Regions from separate parts of the Homo sapiens genome. Here region 1 is linked to region 2. A link is a loop called in an ENCODE intact Hi-C map of the cell type or tissue named here. Cell type or tissue: prostate gland. All regions are shown on one strand. Links, peaks and the distances in the headings refer to the core of each region. The heading gives the core; the rest is flanking DNA.

Region 1 (4,000 bases), core at 1-4,000, 59 kb after region 2:
CGTGTCCGCCCCCTCGGCCTTGGCTCCCGCCCCTCCATCCTGCCTCCCACCTCGCCGCGTCCAGCCCTGGCGCGGTTCGCAGCAATACCCCTTTCTCAAGGATGCAGCCGCGGTGGCCGGAGGAGAACGAAGGCCTTCTTAGTTCGCCCGCCCTCTCCACGGCTTTACATTCACCTCCCGCTTAGGCTGTCCTTCCATGACTTGTTCCTCAACTATTAGCGTCTGATGCGCATACTTCTGGAACTAAGACACGGGAAGAAAACCCCACGGGGACGATTCAGCTGGGGTGGTTCTTCCGCCCCAACACACACCCTCTGTGCCGTCGGTCACCACGCAGTCCCACCCTCGAACACCCAAGCCAAGGTCTTTCCATCTCCTCCGGTTCCTCATGCACTTTCACTCCCTCACAGCTCCCACCCAACATAGGACCTTCCTTGGACCCTGAACCATCCTGGCTCTCTGAGCGTCTGCCAGCCCTTCTGCTCTGGGGCGCCGCGCTCCTTAGCCACTCTCAGCATCAGTGCCAGCTCTGCCCCACCACACGCCCCCGGCAGGTACCAGTCTCTCCCGGCCCTAATTCCTCAGCGGTTTCTCTCTGCATCCCCGCACGCGTCCCTGAGCCGCCTGCCTGGGTCAGAGAGGAGCGTCCGCTGAGCTCGGGTGATCATGCACAGATTGGGGCCAGAAGTCGAGATTCTGCGCGTCCTCTCCCGCCACCCCACTCCCGGTCCCCTAGAGTGGCCCAGACTCAGGCTAAAGTCTAGGGCTTCTTTCCTGGGATGCCCTTTCCCAGCTCCTAGAGCCAATGAGCCGTGGCCCATCAGGTGGTGGCCTGGCGACCCCGCTGTTCTCTGAACTCCTGTCTAGCCGTCATACACGCAGACGCGGTTCTTTCTCTCTTCCGTTTCCCACCTTTATGTTATCCTCCAGCCCCTCCGTCTTCTACCTCTTCCGTTCTATGATTCAGCTTCCAGGCTTTCTTGGCTGCCTCCTCCTCTGTTTCCCAACCCTTCTTTTCTTCTCTTCCTTCTTTCTTCGACCCGGCTTTCTCCTTTAGGTTGACCTCCTCTTCCCACCTGCTGTTTACCTCATTCTTTCATCTTCCTGTCCCATCTCCCTTGATTACTTTATCCCTGTTTTCTCCTCTGGTCCCTACTTGGGGCTCCACCCCAGTCCTTCTCATTTTTCACTCTTCCCTTACTTTGGAGGTCTCTTCTCTTCCTTCCCCTTCAACTCACGCCTCCCAGGAGCCCCATTCAGTGTATCTCCATCCACTTCTGCTGGATCAGGCCAGCTGGTCCAATGACAGACACAACCCCTCATCTGCTCCCGTTTGGGGTGTCTCCTGATTCTTGGCACACATGGTATATGGTGATGCTTTAGCACTACAGGGCACCCTCTGCTTGCTGACCAAGAGTCGTTTATCATATTCCCATTGGGTTATAATTAATGCTAATCATACTTCAGTTTTTAATTGATCACCACTTTGGAATCACTCATACTGACCGAAGCATTTTTCATGGAAAAGCCAGGTCTTAGCCATCATAGCCGTTTCAAGCTTTTTTTGCACTGGCTTTAGAGTACAAGTCCAGTCCCAGCTTCCTCAGCTACAACCTGCTTGTTGAAGATGCCCAAATCTAGATTGCCAGCAAAGATATGAGCTTTAGCTCTGCGTTTTCTCCCTGCTGGAAAACTCCACTTACATGTCCTTCAGAGACCTCAAAACCAGCCCTACCCAAAACTAAACCCAGTTATTTTTCCCTCCACCCACTTGGACCCAAATTCTCCTTCTATGTTCCTGAGTGTTACCTCTTCCCTGTCCTCAATTGCCATAGCCTCCCTAGGAAGCTGGCTCATAGACTCAGTAAACAATAGATTTCATGATACCATACAGCATTAGGAGAACAGGCAGTGCACTATTTCAAACCCAGCTCAATGGAATATTTTTTTAAATGAAATGTCTTCTGTCTCAATTTCTTCCTCTCTTTTCTTCCGACTCTGCCCACTTTTTGTCCTCATGATCTTTTCTCCACTATTATAACAATTAGCTTGATAAAACCAGTCATCTTCAGCTTATGCATCTGTGGGTTGGCTGTGGGTCAGAAATCTGGGCTGGGCTTGACTTATCTTAACAATATTCACTCATTCATCTGTGTAACAAGTTAGAGCCCAGCTCCAGGCTGTGTTTGGATGGAGAAACTTAGCTGAGGCTCTCATCCTGGGATGAGTGAGCTAGCTCCACCATGTCTATATAATGTTAATAACAAAAGTACGAGAGTAGAAGAAACACACAAGGCCTCTTCAGGCTCAGGCCAAGAACAAGCACACCCTTACTTCCTATTTATTGTATTGGCCAAATCAAGTCATATGGTGGATTCTAGAGCCAAAGTGAGAGACTATTTGTAAAGTTACATGGTAAAGGGCAGGGATATAGTGGGAGGTAGAAAATTGGAACCAATAATGCAACTGGTCTGTATTACATGCAAGAAGAAAGTGCCCAATTATAAATATACAGCTTGGTTGATTTGCACAAACTGAACACCCTCTTGCAAGCTGCACCTAGGTCAAGATACAGATTATCAGCATATCAGGATCTGTGCTCCTGCCTCCTTACATCCTCCTTCCAGGAAAAAAAAAAAAAACAAAAAAAAAGCAAAAAAAAAACCAAAAAAAAAGCAAAAAAAAAAAACACCACTACCCTGACTTCTAACACCATAAGTTAATTTTGTCTGCTTTTGAATTTCGGGTAAGTGGAATCATACAGTACTTACTCTTTTTAATCAATGTGGTAACATATGCAGACACAGAAATGACTATCGTGAAGGAAAAGGTTTATATCGACAGATCCCTACAAACAGAAGACACAGCACACCACCCAAGACCACATGGAGAAGCACCAGTGTTAGGAGGCAGCTGGAGTGAGGGGTCAAGGTGGGCAAGAGCCTTTACTGTAGTTTCTGCAGGAAAGAGTGGGCATGACAAGGTAATCAGGCTTAGGATTAGCTCGTTTGAATACTTTTAGCAGGCTCTGGGGTACAGCGGCTGTCTTTACTTTTCTGTTACCTGGACCTGGCTGATTAGGGCAGGAGAATAGTGGCCCAGGGTGTAGAGTCCTGATAAAGGAAGTGGTTGGGGAACGTATGAGCCCTGAATTAGTTGGTTTGCATATGAAAGATGTGTTAGAGTCATTTATAATCTCCAGGAAACAGCTAGCTGGGAGATCCCAGAAGGCCATGGTTTAGTAGTAGAAATGATCTACAGAGTATTGGAATTAGGTAGAATAAAAGCTATCTTCTTAACAAAACATAAAATCAATCCCCCAAAGGATCAAGATGACTCACAAGTAACCTAACACAGTCCAACACTGTTTAAAGGAAGTCAATTAAATCCAGACAAGTAAGAATATAGCCTTTACAATATCCAGCATTCCTAAAATTACTAGGCATGTTACATCAACTTTTGACAACAACTACTAGAGTTGAGCCAAACTTCAAAAGTTAAGGACATGGTCCTCCATAACACTGTCCTTACTTCAGACATCAGCTGCAAGTTCAAGGTTACGTAAGCTACCTATACTTCTAAACAGCTGGCTACCATATTTAGGAATCCCCACTAACCCTTCAAGCTTGATAATTCACTAAAAAAAATTAAAGAACTCTGGAAAGCACTATACTTACAACTACAGTTTTATTATAGCAAAAATATCCAAACAGAACTAGCCAAAAGAAGAGATGTATAGTACTATGGGAGGTGGAGCAAGATGGTGGAATAGAAGGCTCCACTGATTGTTTCCCCAACAAGGACACCAATTTAACAACTATCTGTGCAAGCAAAGCTCCTTCACAAGAACCAAAACTCAAGTGAGCACTTGCAGTACCTGCTTTTAACTTTGTGTTGCTGAAAAAGGCACTGAAAAGGTTGCAGAAGGAGTCTTGAAGCACTGAAGCCACCCCTCCATCACACCCTGGCAGCTGTGGTGTGGTGCAAAGAGCATTTTCGT
Region 2 (14,563 bases), core at 10,411-14,410:
TTAGGAAACAAAAAGAAGTCAGGAGCCAAATCAGGACTGTAAGCCTAACAATTTCCCATCAAAACTCTTGCAAAATTGTCCTTGTTGGATGAGAAGAATGAGCAAGAGCATTGTCATGATGAAGGACTCTCTGGTGAAGCTTTCCTGGGTGTCCTTCTGCCAAAGCTTTGGCTAACTTTCTCAAAACATTTTCATAATGAGCAGATGTTACCATTATCTGACCCTCCGGAAAGTCAGCAAGCAAAACACCTTGAGCATCCCCCAAAAAACCATTACCATGACCTTTGCTCTTGACTGGTCCAATTTTGTTTTGACTGGACCATTTCCACCTGTTGGCTGCCATTATGTTGCTTGTCCTTTGTCTTTAGGATCATATTGGTAAAGCCATGTTTTATCTCCTGTTATAATTCTTCAAAGAAATGCTTCAGGATCTTGATCCCATTGTTTAAAATGTCCATTGAAAGCTCTGCTCTTGGCCCCAGCTTATGTGGGCATCTTTCAGTCAGAATATGTAAGCTGAACCAATTGAGATGTCTATGGTGTTAGCTATTGTTCATGCTGTTAATCATCGGTCCTCTTCTATTAGAGTGGAACAAGATTCTTTTTTCCCTGACAAATTGATGTGATGGTCTGCTACTGCAGGCTTCATCTTCAATATCATCTTGTCCCTTCTTAAAATGAGTTACCCATTTGTAACTGTGGATTTCTTTGGGGCATTGCCTCCTTAAACATTTTGTGAAGCATCAATGATTTCACCCTTCTTCCACCCAAGCTTCAGCATCAAGTGGATGTTCGTTCTTGCTTCAATTTTAGGAGAATTCATGTTGCTGTGATAGGGGGTCTTTCAAACCCATGTCTTTCTTATCTTTCTTAGTGCCTCAAACTAGATCCTGTTCAGATATGTTATAACTACCTGGTACAAGTTTATTTTGGCACAAAAAATATTTTAAATCCATTATAGGTTTTCCATAATATGCATTTTCTGTGAATTATTTGAAGACTCCACATATATACTGAAGAAAAGAAAATCAGTGGTTGTCTACAACCATGGGTGAAGGGGAGAATGGACTGTGGTATGAAGAAGTTTTTAAAGTTAAGGAAATATCCTGTATCTTGATTGTAGTGGTTGTGACATGGGTGTATACAAGTGTCAAACTCATTGTATTGTATACTTGAAATAGATGCAGTTTATTGTAAATAAATAACTTCTTATCAAATAGATTAAAGAAATTTCTAATATCATTTTTCTCTCTTATGATGTTTTTCTTTCTCCTAAAAGTAAATGAAACAGAAAATTTTTCCTGCCTAATGAAGTGATTTGCATAATGAAGTCACTGATATATGACCCTTCTAGAGTTTCTGACCAGCCATTATAGTTTCATCTGTTTTCCCCCACCTGCTCCCTTGAATGTGAATAAAGTGTTTGAGCATTGACCCCACTTCTGTAGGCACTGTCCATCCCCCTACCACAAAGAGCCAGCTCTCCCCAGAGATGCTTCCTTGTGTCGCCCAGGTGATTGTTCACCACACTTGACTCCTAGAATAGCTGTGGCCCAGAATTTGGAAGTTAGTGCTCCAGGAGATAGAGTTTTCCTTTGATTTGAACTAAACTTCTTGAGTCCTGCATTTTTTTACTGACTCATATTCAGATGTTACTGGCTCTGCCTTGGAGCTTACTGCAACTGAATTATTAATGCCTCAGAAAATTCTACACAGACCTGGATTGATTCCCATAAACCACATGAACTACAGGCCAGGTTGGCCCAGGCAAACTGGTGAACCAGGAATTATACATTCAATGCCTGGCACTTAGAGTTATAAATCTAGAAGGAGCCTTAGAGAGCCCAAGTCCAAACTCAGGCCTCTGTTCAACCTGAGCTTCCCCAGCAAGTCATCCTCCAGGCTCTCTGGAACACTCCAGTGATGAGGAGTTCACAATCAGATGTGTTGTCTTCTTTGCAGTTAATTAAATATCTCTCCTCTGAAGTTTACTCCTTGTTACCTTCCTGGCCTCCCCAGTCTCTGGGGTGCCCAGAGTTCAAACCTCAATCCCACTTGCTCATGTTCCCATCTGTGCACCTAAGCAGTCCCTACTACCAGAGGGCACCCCAAGTGCCACTCAGCCCCTTCCCTCTGCAGCCTTCTCCCCTGCTTCTGTTTCCTCACCTTGTTCTCTGCCCTGGGACAAGGGATCAACCAAACCATTTAATCCCTGCCAAGACGCATTTAACTTAGAGCAATTTCAGGTCACCTGGTGCTTTAACTTACGTAAAAGTCTCTGTCTCCCAAAAAGAGTGCCAGGGTAGGAACTTTTGACCCCACGGGTGGCTAGAAAGGAAGACATTTGTGTCATAGGACTCTTTTAGACTTCTTTGAATCAAACTGCAAGAAGAGGTAGAAAGTTAGCTTTTACAAGATATAAGCCAACAACACTGTCCTCAGTGTTTAATGTGCATAAGAAGCATCTGGCCCACTCCCTTAATTAAGATCCATGGGCAATCCCCTCTGTATTAGTCTGTTCTCACATTGCTATAAAGAACTACCTGAGACTGGGTAATTTATGAGGAAAAGAGGTTTAATTGACTCACAGTTCCACAGGCTTAACAGGAAGCATGCCTGGGAAGCCTCAGGAAACTTACAATTATAGTGGAAGGTGAAAGGGAAGCAAGCACGTCTTACCATGGTGAAGCAAGAGAGAGTGAAGGGGAACGTGCCACAAGCCTTCAAACAACCAGATCTCATGAGAACTCACTCACTATCATGAGAACAGCAAGGGGGAAATCCACCCCCATGATCCAATCACCTCCCACCAGGCCCCTTTCCTGATGTGTGGGGATTACAATTTGACATGAGATTTGGGTGGGGACATAGAGCCAAACCACATCACCCTCTATGGGAGTTCCTCAAGAAAATGACACTTGTAATGAGACGGTTTGTCACAAGATGTTTCCTAATGTAGTGGAATTCTGTGTAGACCTTAAATATAAAGCTGAAAATGCAACATAATCATAGGACAGGTTGAATTTAGGCACCAGAATGAGAGTTGAAATGTGGAACTGTGCTTGTTTGTGTGTGTGTGTTTGTGTGTGTGTGTGTGTGTTTAAAGGGTTAGTGTATTACTATTTTTTTTTTTTTTTTTTTTGAGATAGAGTCTTGTTCTGTCACCCAGGCTGGAGTGCAGTGGTGCGATCTCGGCTCACTGCAAGCCCCGCCTCCCGGGTTCACACCATTCTCCTGCCTTAGCCTCGCCAGTAGCTGGGACTACAGGGGCCCGCTACCATGCCCGGCTAATTTTTTGTATTTCTTTAGTAGAGACGGGGTTTCACCATGTTAGCCAGGATGGTCTTGATCTCCTGACCTCGTGATCCGCCCTTCTCGGCCTCCCAAAGTGCTGGGATTACAGGCATGAGCCACCGTGCCCAGCCAGGTTAGTGTATTACTTATGACCGAGCAGCCCAGCCTGAAGGCCTGGCCACACTTGACAAGTGGCCAACCTATGCCAAAAAGAAGGAGCCAAATGACCGTCTGTCCAGGACTGCCTGAGGCATCAGGACATGCACCTCATCCAGTGGCCACTGCCAATCTTCCACCACACCTGCCAGGACCTGCCTGGACACTCTGCTCTATGCTTGACTGGATGATACCAGGCCCAGCCCCCTTAGAGATCCATACACTGATGCAAACACCACCACCTTCTTTATCATGAGCAGGAGTCATGTATTAATTACCTAGAATGGCAAGATCTAGCCTTTAAAATCCCATTCAGCTTGCCATCCTTTCTTTTATTCCTCCCAGGTCTCAGGATGATGGGAAGCAGCAGTAAAGTTTGTACATGTTTTAGCCATGTTTAGGAGTCCTTTTCTCTCCAAGTACCCCCACATTTAGAGAAAGGAAAATTTGCTTCTAGCTCTTCCCATAGTATAAATATTTACTAAGCTCTCATTTTATGCCAGGCACCCATGCAAATACTGATGACACAGCAGAGGACAAAACACACAAGTCCTTGCCTTCGGGGGCTTATAGTCTAGTGGGGAAAGACAGAGAATGAACACATAAACTAGGAACTGTCTTGTGTATTAGACGGTGTAAGTGCTTTGAAAACCATTATAGGGATAAGGCAGAAAGTGTACCAAGGGTAGGAGTGGGGCACTATGTTGAACAGGATGGGCAGGAAAGACCTTTCTTACAACGCGGTATTTGAGCAGGCACCTGAAGGAAGTGAGAGGTGAGCCACGTGAGTGTCTGAAAGAAGAGCGTTCTAGGCAGAGGAGTGAGCATGTGCAAAGATCCTAGGGCTGAGGGGGTTTTGAGGATCTTCCAGGAAGTCAGCATGGTAGTGGACAGTGGGCCACATGGAGAGCAACAGGAGATAAAGTCAGAGAGGTAATGGAGCCCAGATTCTGTAGAGCTTTGTAGGCCACTGCAAAGACTTACTCTTTTGCTCTGGGTGAGATGGGAGCCCAAATACTGTTTTGAAGATGATGCGAAAAGGTTTACAAGTACTTATAAAAGTATCACTCTGACTGCTTGCTGTGTTGAGAATACACTATGGGGAAGCAAGTATGGAAGTGGGGAGATCAGTTGAGAAACTTTTATGACAATTCTGAGAGATAGTGGTGGCTCTGAAAAGGTGGGATAAAGTGTGGTGAGAACATGACTAAATGTCAAAGTAGATCAGACAGAATAGGAGCACCTTGGCAATTCTGATGGAGGGGTCCAGAAACAATACTTTGAAAAGCACAACCATAGGGCAACTGTTGGAGGGAAAGTTCCTGGCTCTAGGTGCTCTGCTAGACTGTCTGGTGTTGGGGACTGTCACAGTCCTGAGCCTCCAAGTTTGTGCATCAGTCTCATAGAGCACAGAAACAAAATTACTGACCCAGGAAGCAGGCTCACAGCTCCAGCCCCTCTCTGCCCTGTGGCTGGACCCCTTTGAGTCACAACTGAAACAATGGGTATAAAAGTCCAGCCTTCATCCTAGAAGGTTTAATGTGAGTACCACTTCGAATGATGTGTATGAGTGGTCTTAGATAAGGTATGGACCTCAAATTAGTCCCATTAGCTGGGCAGAGGGTGGATATTTCACCATAAATTCATTAATGTGGACCTTGAAGACCTTCCATCTTTATGCAAATGTTCCTTCAGTGAAATGCAAATATCCCCTGGATACAATCAGACCTTGTGCTGTCAACAACTAACATAGTTTGGATATTCTTTAACAGGTAACCTCTTTCTTCTGGCATCATACCAGAAAGTATGATGCCAGAAGAAAGAGGATAATCATTTGCTCACATTAGATTTCACCCACTTCACAGTTTTCCAGATGAGGACTAACTGTCTGCTTTCTCTTTATGCATTTGCTTAAGAAATCTTCTGTCTCAATTTATCTCTCTCTCTCTCTCCCCTCCCCCTTCTGCCCCACCCCACCCTTATGGGACTCTAATTACACATATTTTTTTCTCTCTTTGATTCAGTTTGGATAAATCTATTGATCTGTCTTCAAGTTTACTGATTTTTTACTGTATCCAGGCTGCCAAGCCCATTAATTCTTTATCTCTTGATGTTGTGGGGAGATTTGTCAGCATTTCCCTTGGAATTTGTTTAGTTTTTGTCTTTCTGCTGACATTCTTCATCTGCTCATGCATGTTCACCACCTTTTCCTCTAGATCCTTCTATATATTAATGATAATTAGTTTAATGTCCCTATCTGATAGTTCTAATATCTGGACCACTTCTTTGTCTCATTCTGTTGACTGCTTTATCTCGTCACAGTGGATTATCTTTTTGTTTTTTGCCTTGTTTTATGTATGTGTATGTGTGTTCATACTTTTTATTCAACGCCAAACATAAAGGAACAGTAGAGACTGAGGTAAATAGTATTTATACCCAGAATTAAGCTTGCCTTTTCTACCAGATCATAAGTTGGGGGCTGGGGGAACAGGCTAGATTTGGGGTTTGTTTTACTGAATTAACTTGTAATGCATCACACTCCTCAGATTCTTTCCACGATGAGCTGCTGCTGCCTTGTGCTTACTGTGAGGCCTGGAGGGCCAGAGGGGCTATTCCTTGTTTCTTCTCTACTCTCAGCTCTCAGCATGCCTGTGCCACATGCGTGGTTCTCTCTGTGTGCTCCCCAGCAGTAGAGACCAACTCATCCCGGTTTGCGGGGAACTTTTGCAGTTTAAGCATGGAAAGTCCTGTGTCCCAGGAAACCCCTCAGTCTGGGGCAGAACTGGGTGCTTGGTCAACTGAGTATCTGAGGCTCCCAGGGATTCTAAACTCATGCTAGGCCCCACTCAACTATTGATAATTTGTTGAAATTTCCCTTCTTTTCTTCTTTGCTCTTGCTCACTATTGGGTGTGAGGTGTATGCTGGACTTAGGATAGTTCCTAGGCGCCCCTACTCCAGCCTCAGTCTTAGGTGAGTCCTAAGGGGCTCGGCCACTATGGTGTGGAATTCTCAGCATTCCTGCACCATATCCCACACTCTGCAGCCAAATGCTGGACTGTGGGGGAGTCTTAGTCAGGAGGGACCCGTAGTGATGCAGACCTCTTCTTTGTAGCTCTGCAGGCTTCTGTCCAGATTGGGTTTCCTCTCCCCTCCTTGAGGACAGACAGCTTCTGCATCTACCCCTCCATCAGCATCAGTGTAACATTGCCTGAGACTGGGGCCATTTCCCGATGTCCATGCAGTAGCCTGCTAATGCTTGCTCCTTGGAACAAGGCTCTTGGTCAGAGTTGCTGGATTTGCTGCCTTCTCCCCACCCACCCCCTTAGAAGAAATAGTTTTTGTTTCTACCCCTTTCTCAGTGACAGTATAGCAGGGGATGGGGCAGTTTCCTGAATGCCCTCTTTTCTGGTTCTTTTTTGCTTTATCCCCTCCCCTAGAGTCAGTGGACCTTTGCCTGTGTCTTAGAGAAGGAGGGTTTCGTATCCCTCTCCCAGAGGCTTGCAGGTTTTGCTTTCTATAACAGAAAGCCCTGGAAGAAGGTGGGTGATATAGTTTGGCTGTGACCCCACCCGAATCTCAACTTGAATTGTATCTTTCAGAATTCCCACGTGCTGTGTGAGGGACCCGGGGGAGGTAATTGAATCATGGGGGCCAGTCTTTCCCGTGCTATTCTCGTGATAGTGATATTCTCATTTGTCTCTTGCCACCACCATGTAAGGAATGCCTTTCACCCCCCACCATGATTCTGAGGCCTCCCTAGCCATATATAACTGTAAGTCCAATTAAACCTCTTTTTGTTCCCACTTTCAGGTATGTCTTTATCAGCAGTGTGAAAATGAACTCATACAGTAAATTAGTAGCAGTAGAGTGGAGCATTGCTGAAAAGATACCCAAAAATGTGGAATTGGAACTGGGTAACAGGCAGAGGTTGGAACAGTTTGGAGGGCTCAGAAGAAGACAGGAAAATGTGGGAAAGTTTGGAACCTCCTAAAAACTTGTTGAATGGCTTTGCCCAAAATGCTGATAGCAATGTGGACAATAAGGTCCAGGCTGGGGTGGTCTCAGATGGAGATGAGAAACTTATTGGGAACTAGACTAAAGGTGACTCTTGTTATGTTTTAGCAAAGAGACTGGAGGCATTTTGCCCCCGTCCTAGAGATTTGTGGAACTTGAGAAAGATGATTTAGGATATCTGGTGGAAGAAATTTCTAAGCAACAAGGCATTCAAGAGATGACTTGGGTACTATTAAAGGCATTCAGTTTTACAAAGGATGCAGAGCACAAAAGTTTAGAAAATTTGCAGCCTGACAATGTGATAGAAAAGAAAAACCCATTTTCTGGGGAGATATTCAAGCCAGCTGTAGAAATTTTCATAAATAGCAAGGAGCCTAATGTTAATCCCCAAGACCATGGGGAAAATGTCTCTAGGCCACGTCACAGACCTTCACAGCAGCTCCTCCCATCACAGGCCTGGAGGCCCAGGAGGAAAAAGTGGCTTCAAGGGCTGGGCCCAGGGTCCCTACACTGTGTGCAGCCTAGGGACTTGGTGTCCTGTGTTCCAGCTGCTCCAACCATGGCTGAAAGGGGCCAATGTACAGCTCAGAATGTGGCCTTAGAGGGTAAAAACTCCAAGCCTTGGCACCTTCCATGTGATGTTGAGCCTGCAGGTGCACAGAAGCCAAGAACTGAGGTTTGGGAACCTCTGCATAGATTTCAGAAGATGTATGGAAACACCTGGATGCCCAGGCAAGTTTGCTGCAGGGGCAGGGCTCTTATGGAGAACCTCTGATAGGGCAGTGTGGAAGGGAAATGTGGGGTCAAAGACCCACACAGAGTCCCTACTGGGGCACTGCCTAGTGGAGCTGTGAGAAGAGGGCCACTGTTCTCCAGATCCCAGAATTTTAGATCCACCAACAGCTTGCACCACGTGCCTGGAAAAGCCACAGATACTCAACACCAGCTCGTGAAGTCAGCCGGAAAGGAGGCTGTACCCTGCAAAGCCACAGGGGTGGAGCTGCCCAAGACCATGGGAACCCACCTCTTGCATCAGCGTTACCTGGATGCGAGACCTGGAGTCAACGGAGATCATTTTGGAGCTTTAAAATTTGACTGACCTGCTGGATTCTGGACTTGCATGGGCCCTGTAACCCCTTTGTTTTGGCCAATTTCTCCCATTCAGAATGGCTGTATTTACCGAATACCTGTACCCACATTGTATCTAGGAAGTAACTAGCTTTCTTTTGATTTTACAGGCTCCTAGGTAGAAGGGACTTGCTTTGTCTCAAATGAGTATTTGGACTGTGGACTTTGGGTTAATGCTGAAATGAATTAACACTTTGGGGGACTGTTGGGAAGGTATGATTGGTTTTGAAATGTGAGGACATGAGATTTGGAGGGGCCAGGGGTGGGATGATATGGTTTGGCTGTGTCCCCACCTAAATCTCAACTTGAATTGTATCTCCCAGAATTCCCACATGTTGTAGGAGGGACCCAGGGGCAGGTAATTGAATCATGGGGGCTGGTCTTTCCCATGCTATTCTCGTGATAGTGAATAAGTCTCACGAGATCTGATGGGTTTATCAGGGATTTCCGCTTTTGCTTTTTCCTCATTTTTCTCTTTCCACAGCCATGATTCTGAGGCCTCCCCAGCCATGTGGAACTGTAAGTCCAATTAAACCTCTTTTTGTTCCCAGTTTCAGGTATGTCTTTATCAGCAGCATGAAAACGAACTAATACAGTGGGCTTTTGTAACTATGCACCACCAAAGAAGGGCCCTCTCAGATCCCCTTCCCTGTCCCCAACCCACCTCATAAGCTCCAGGTGGAGGTCTGGGTAAAAGACCTGGCAACCAGACTAAGGTGACCAGGTCATCCTGGTCTGCCTAGGACTTTTCCAGTTTGAGCACAGAAAGTCCTGTGTCCCAGGAAACTCCTCATCCTGGGGCAGATCTGGATGCTTGTTCAGCCAAGTGTCTGAGTCTCCCAGGGATTCTAATCTCATGCTAGGTTCCACTCAGCTATTGATAATTCATTGAAATTTCTGTTGTTTTCTTCTTTCCCACTCTTATGGCCATTACCTCTTCCTCCCATACTCCGCTGAAAGTGAAACGGTTTGTGTGTTTCCTCTGAAATTCAGTTCTTCTGGTTGCTCTCCTATCTCAGTTCATTAAAAGGCTCAAAAAGTTATAATCTTATATACTATCTGGTTTTTTCTCATTTTTAGAGTAGGAATGGTTATCTGGTGGCTTTCTACACCCTAAGTGGAAAAAAAACCTCCTCATCCCCTTTGCTTCTAAAGAATTGAGCTGCGCATTAGAATGTTGTCCTTGTGGAAAGACATTATAAGAAGCTGCACAAAGTGACCCCTGCATTTATTGTAAAGATGCTCTCATGAACATAGTTCCCCACATCACACAGTGTAGAAATTTATCATGAGTCTCAGTACCGGTAATAGTTGTGTTTCCCTGGTCAAGTTGTTTTTCTTTTGTGAATGTTGTGGATTTAGCAACTGGTAATTTCCTTCTGTACTTTGGAGACTCAGGACCCAATTTATGTTTAGATTTAGCCACTGTACATGATCTTCCAAGGGCATTTTTGCATTTTAACTTTATCTCTGGCTTTATTTTACTTTTTACTCCTATTTCTACTTCCCCTCACTTACTTATCTGTTCAGAGCTTATCCTGTTATAAACCATCATAAAGAATTATTTTAATGAAATAGTATCTGAAAGGCAACTTGTAACAAATGAAAGCACTAATACATTGACAAAATTTAATTGATTTTACGGTATTGCTTTCTAGTCAACACTGTAAAAACGCTTCTCTATAAGGAAGGATCCTTTTTTGGGGAGTGCGTCTGGAGTAAAGGAAAACAAAGGCCTTGAAAAGGGGAACCCTGGCAGTTGCTTATTCTTCTGGATGCTCCCATCTTCCCATTGGCCTCAGCCGACTTGGATGCTGCCACACGCTCTAAGAGCAATTACTTCACCTCTTTCTCACAATGTCACTACTACGCAGAACTAAAACTATCTTTACGAGGTGAGCAGACAGAAATACAATTATTTATGGTGAAGCACAGCCAAATGGCTTGTGTTTTTTAAAAGTCAGCTTCTTCTTTTATGAAATGGAGCTCTAACAAGTGTTTATTCTCTCTGTCAGAGGGAGGTCTTTTCCTGGGAGGATAAAGAAGGGACCAGGCTTGTGCAGCCTGGACACAGGAAAGGGAGGAAGCCCACTCTGTCAGTGGGAGGCCCCTCTCTCTCAAGGGCCTTCCATTGCCAACCCTCCCTTAGACCCTCGCTCATTACTCCCCTCCTTCCTCCACTTTCTCTGTTGTCCTCCTCCTCCCAGCCAGCTTGCCATGTCGGAAGGGATATTCGCTATCCCTCCAATAAAGAATCTAGATTGTTACTGCATTGAGCAAAACCAAACCCTCAACCCAAAAAGACAGGACTAAAGAAACTAACACAGCTTGGTGCATACTTTAACCTTCTCCAGTTATTTATTTTATTCATCCAAATCTCAAGCTAAGGTTGATGGGGAGAAATGAGGCACAATGCAAATAACACAGAACTCTTTAAGATCACAACTCCATGGACTTGTACAAAGAATAAACAAATGTCTTACTTAGAAATTAAATCCACTCGATGGCTTATTAAATCACCCAAGAACTCACATTGCCACCCGGCTCTATGCCTCTTTCATCATAGGATAGTGTAGATGCTATAAAATAATCAGCATCCTTCTCCAGAAAAATTCACTTTACATTTGCCGTTACCCTCCTTGTTTTCCCTGCATGGACCTCAGCTCACAGCTTATTAGAGAACCAAAAGGCCAAGCGGGAAAAGAAATGAATCTTCATGAGCCTATTCCTTCATGTGCCAAGAGCTTGCTCCCCTGCTTCTTAGTGAGATTGCCATGAGGTAACCACAAAAATCCAAGAGAGCTATTATCAAACTTCAGGGTTGTAAAACCACGGATTTATTTATTTGTTCCTGAAAGGGTCTAAGCCGCCTAAATAGCTGTTTAATTGCGTATTTCTCATTAGAGCTCCTTTTTCCTTTTAGAATACAGTGGAGCCACTGTTGTTCTTTATGAAAGTAAGCATTAGGGATAAGGGGGTTTATGACCTGAAACCTTTTTTCCATGCTGAACACACATGTTGTCTTGACTACACCAATGAGGGAAAACTCTCTATTCTGTCAAATAGGTTTATGAAAGGGCATGAGCCTGGTGCTCCCACGGAGCGAGGGAAGCCTCACACACAAACAGGCATGGGACAATAGGTGTATAAACTGAACTATGCAACAGCACTTAAGCTCTGGCTATTTTTCTCCTGCATGAGCTCTGTAGAAATCCAGATGGCAGCCCTAAAGGCTGTGCCTTAAGCAGAAGAAGCATACATCTGACCCTCAAAGGGACAAAATGAGATGGCTGCTCTGACCAGCTCTGTACCAGCTGTGAGGAGGCCTTTTAACTCTGTGGGTCTCAGTGTCACTACCTATAATGTGAAGTGGTAGGAATAGCTGATGTCTGAGGTCTGCTTCAGCTCTTTAAGTCTAAATTCTGAAAAACAAACAAAACTCAACATTTTCTTCAAGGTTGGCAGGAAAACGCCTCTTCCGTGAAAGCTTCAGCAAGACCAAGATAGAGTATCTTGTGAGCTAGGACACTGTTAGATTATTTTAGCCAAAAAACAGTCCATGGAAACCTCAATTAACTATAATTTTGTTGCACCCTATTTTTAAAAGTGGGAAGAAATATGTTTAGAGATGAGCACATGTTCAGACCTTTACTGTATTTAATCCACATACATATCCTAGCCCTAAACAATGACAAACTGTCATTGAACACAACAGCCCTAGAACACTGAGAATACCTGAATTATCAAGGGAAGGTTTCAGCTTTCATAGAGTTCACGCTACTCTACCCTATATTCAGATTAAGAAGTTCCACGATCATGCTAACTTGAAAGGTCCACGATCAGGCAACAGGACTGGGGTTGGACCTAATTAAGTCAAGGTTGGACTAAATACTATTTTAGAAAGCGCCCTCTTGTGGCAAAAAGTGAAATTGCCAAATGGCGGTTTTGTCCTGAGACTGAGTACTGCCATTTATTGTATATTTATTTCATCTCAAGGACCGGCCTGGATGTTTTACATGGTAGTAAAATAAAGGACTTAAGCAAGGTAGTTTTCAATGTCATGGAGAGAACTGGAAGTCTTTTATGTCACAGAGCTCAAGCTACACCTGAAGATTTACTTCACCAAGTGTGTTCATTCCCCCTGTGTATTCCTCAGCACCAGGAGTGGCATCTAACCTCATGACGTTTTCCTGCACCTTTATTGTACTTCCTTGTAGTTCTGAATTGTGGCTGAGAGGCTGTATAAGTCATACTTCTTTATTTCCAGCACACAGCCCCTAATTTCATGAAGAGAGAAGAGAAGAAAGGAAACGACACTACAGACAGGGTGAATGGGAATGAGGGACAGGCGGGACAGGGAAGCACACCCCAATACCTTGTGAAAATCTCCAGAAGTCCCAGGATATTTTAATTCAAACAAAACTGCTTAACATCCATGATTTAAAGGTATTTAATGAACAACAAAAACACTTATTTATATGATTGCAATTTGCATTTTTCAGTAATCTACATCATCCTCAGACCTTTCAAGTTTCCTATGTGACTTATATAGTGAGTTTCTGTGCTTAGTACCACTGGTGCTCATTTGTCAAAACAGTTTGCTAAATATTGACAATGCATTCCGCAAACATAGGCCTGAGAAGACAAATATTTCCATGTATTCCAATTACAAGCGTTCGGCCCCTTCCTTAGAGAGTCCATATCTCAGCACTCATGCTGGGGTGACCCCTTCACAAGAGTTTGCAAACTCAAATGCTTACTAGCTACGTAGTTCCAGTTCTGGTGTGGAAATGTGGGCTCTGTATGTTCAGATCCTCCAACTTTTTAAATGAAACTAGAATGCTAGAGTTTTATGAAGGAATCTCCTGATTTTTAAGTTTTTGAAACTTTGTAAAAAAAAAAAAAACTATATGTCTGAGCCAAACAAAACAGGTTTTCTGCCCAGACGTGCCCCTCTGTCTGCAATTTTCAGTCTCTGCCTGCAGGTCCTTTGAGGGAGGCATTCAGGCTGCCCCTAGGAGACACCTTCTTGAACAGGTCCTGAGAACTACAAGGAAGAAGCTCCAGGAAAGGAAAGTTGCTTGGGGCTTCTGCTGTACTTCATATTGTTGTGGACATCTGGTGGAGGCAAGCAGCATGTAACCTCATCATTAATTCTCTTTGTTTTACACTACTCATTATTTGGATATTGCCACTAGTTTCCAAAAACATGAGAGTTTGCAATGTCTATTGTAAAACTGTTCTCTATCCTCTTAGTAGCCATCCAGGGTCATGTTGTTCTCTACTCTCTCATAAGCCACCCAGGTTCATGCCTTTTTGTTTGTGGTTATTAAAACCTGGCCTTCAAGAATAGCCATACCAGTTTTCCGGGGATTGTGAAATCTTCTGGAAAACAGAGGCACTCATCAACTAAGACACTGCACAAATTTGAAATGAGGTCAATGCATCAGTATCTTTTCAGCACTATGAGGAGAGGGCTCCTGTATTCAAGGTCTACCTAATAATTTCTCATCTTTCCTAATTAACCAAGAAAAAGGAAGCCATGACTGGGGTTTTCATTTGGGAGTGGGTTTGCTCTGGGTCTTTGTGGCTTCAGAGTTTAAATTTCTGCTACTCTGTTACATGTATAAAATGCATACCTTTAATAAGGTCTATAAGTACTGCCTTCAAGTCAAAAAATTCTTGATTACAGAGTTGTCCTGCATTGACAGGGAGTGGGTATGAAGCCACATGTACTTGGATTGCCCGGTGAAAGACATAGGAGAAGTTTGTACTTTCTCAGAGCAATAGCTAAGAAGCAACTGTCGCCATTTGGAAAAGTGGCTTTTTGAAGCTTCAGTTGGGGATCAGGATAGGGGTCCCTGGAAGGGTAGGAGTAAACTCTAAGCAGACACCACTCAGAATCCCCAGGCCAGCTGGCAGAACGCCAGGAGACCTACTATTACATATATACGGGACTATTATATCATG

Evidence for each region. A loop is a pair of places that touch in the nucleus more often than their neighbours do. Peaks named below come from ENCODE experiments on the same cell type or tissue, not always from the same donor. Only the 100,000 strongest peaks of a DNase experiment are listed, where the experiment ranks them.
Region 1: a loop joins it to region 2, with 2.4 times the contacts of the local background. A loop is called at or near these places in 1 of 110 quality-filtered maps.

Annotation. Positions count from the first base shown.
Region 1 is chr2:31,580,987-31,584,986 of GRCh38, forward strand. It overlaps a transcript of SRD5A2 not described here. Among named protein-coding and RNA genes, the nearest start is that of SRD5A2, 2.0 kb to the left of the region's middle. In prostate gland, for the core only: no CTCF peak of the experiment used is centred there; no DNase peak of the experiment used is centred there; H3K4me3 peaks cover 502 bases; H3K27ac peaks cover 644 bases.
Region 2 is chr2:31,511,559-31,526,121 of GRCh38, forward strand. SRD5A2 (steroid 5 alpha-reductase 2) reads right to left here. Exons shown (of 5, transcript NM_000348.4): 5 at 10,922-14,563. Among named protein-coding and RNA genes, the nearest start is that of SRD5A2, 62 kb to the right of the region's middle. In prostate gland, for the core only: a CTCF peak has its summit at 12,496 (motif pointing left); no DNase peak of the experiment used is centred there.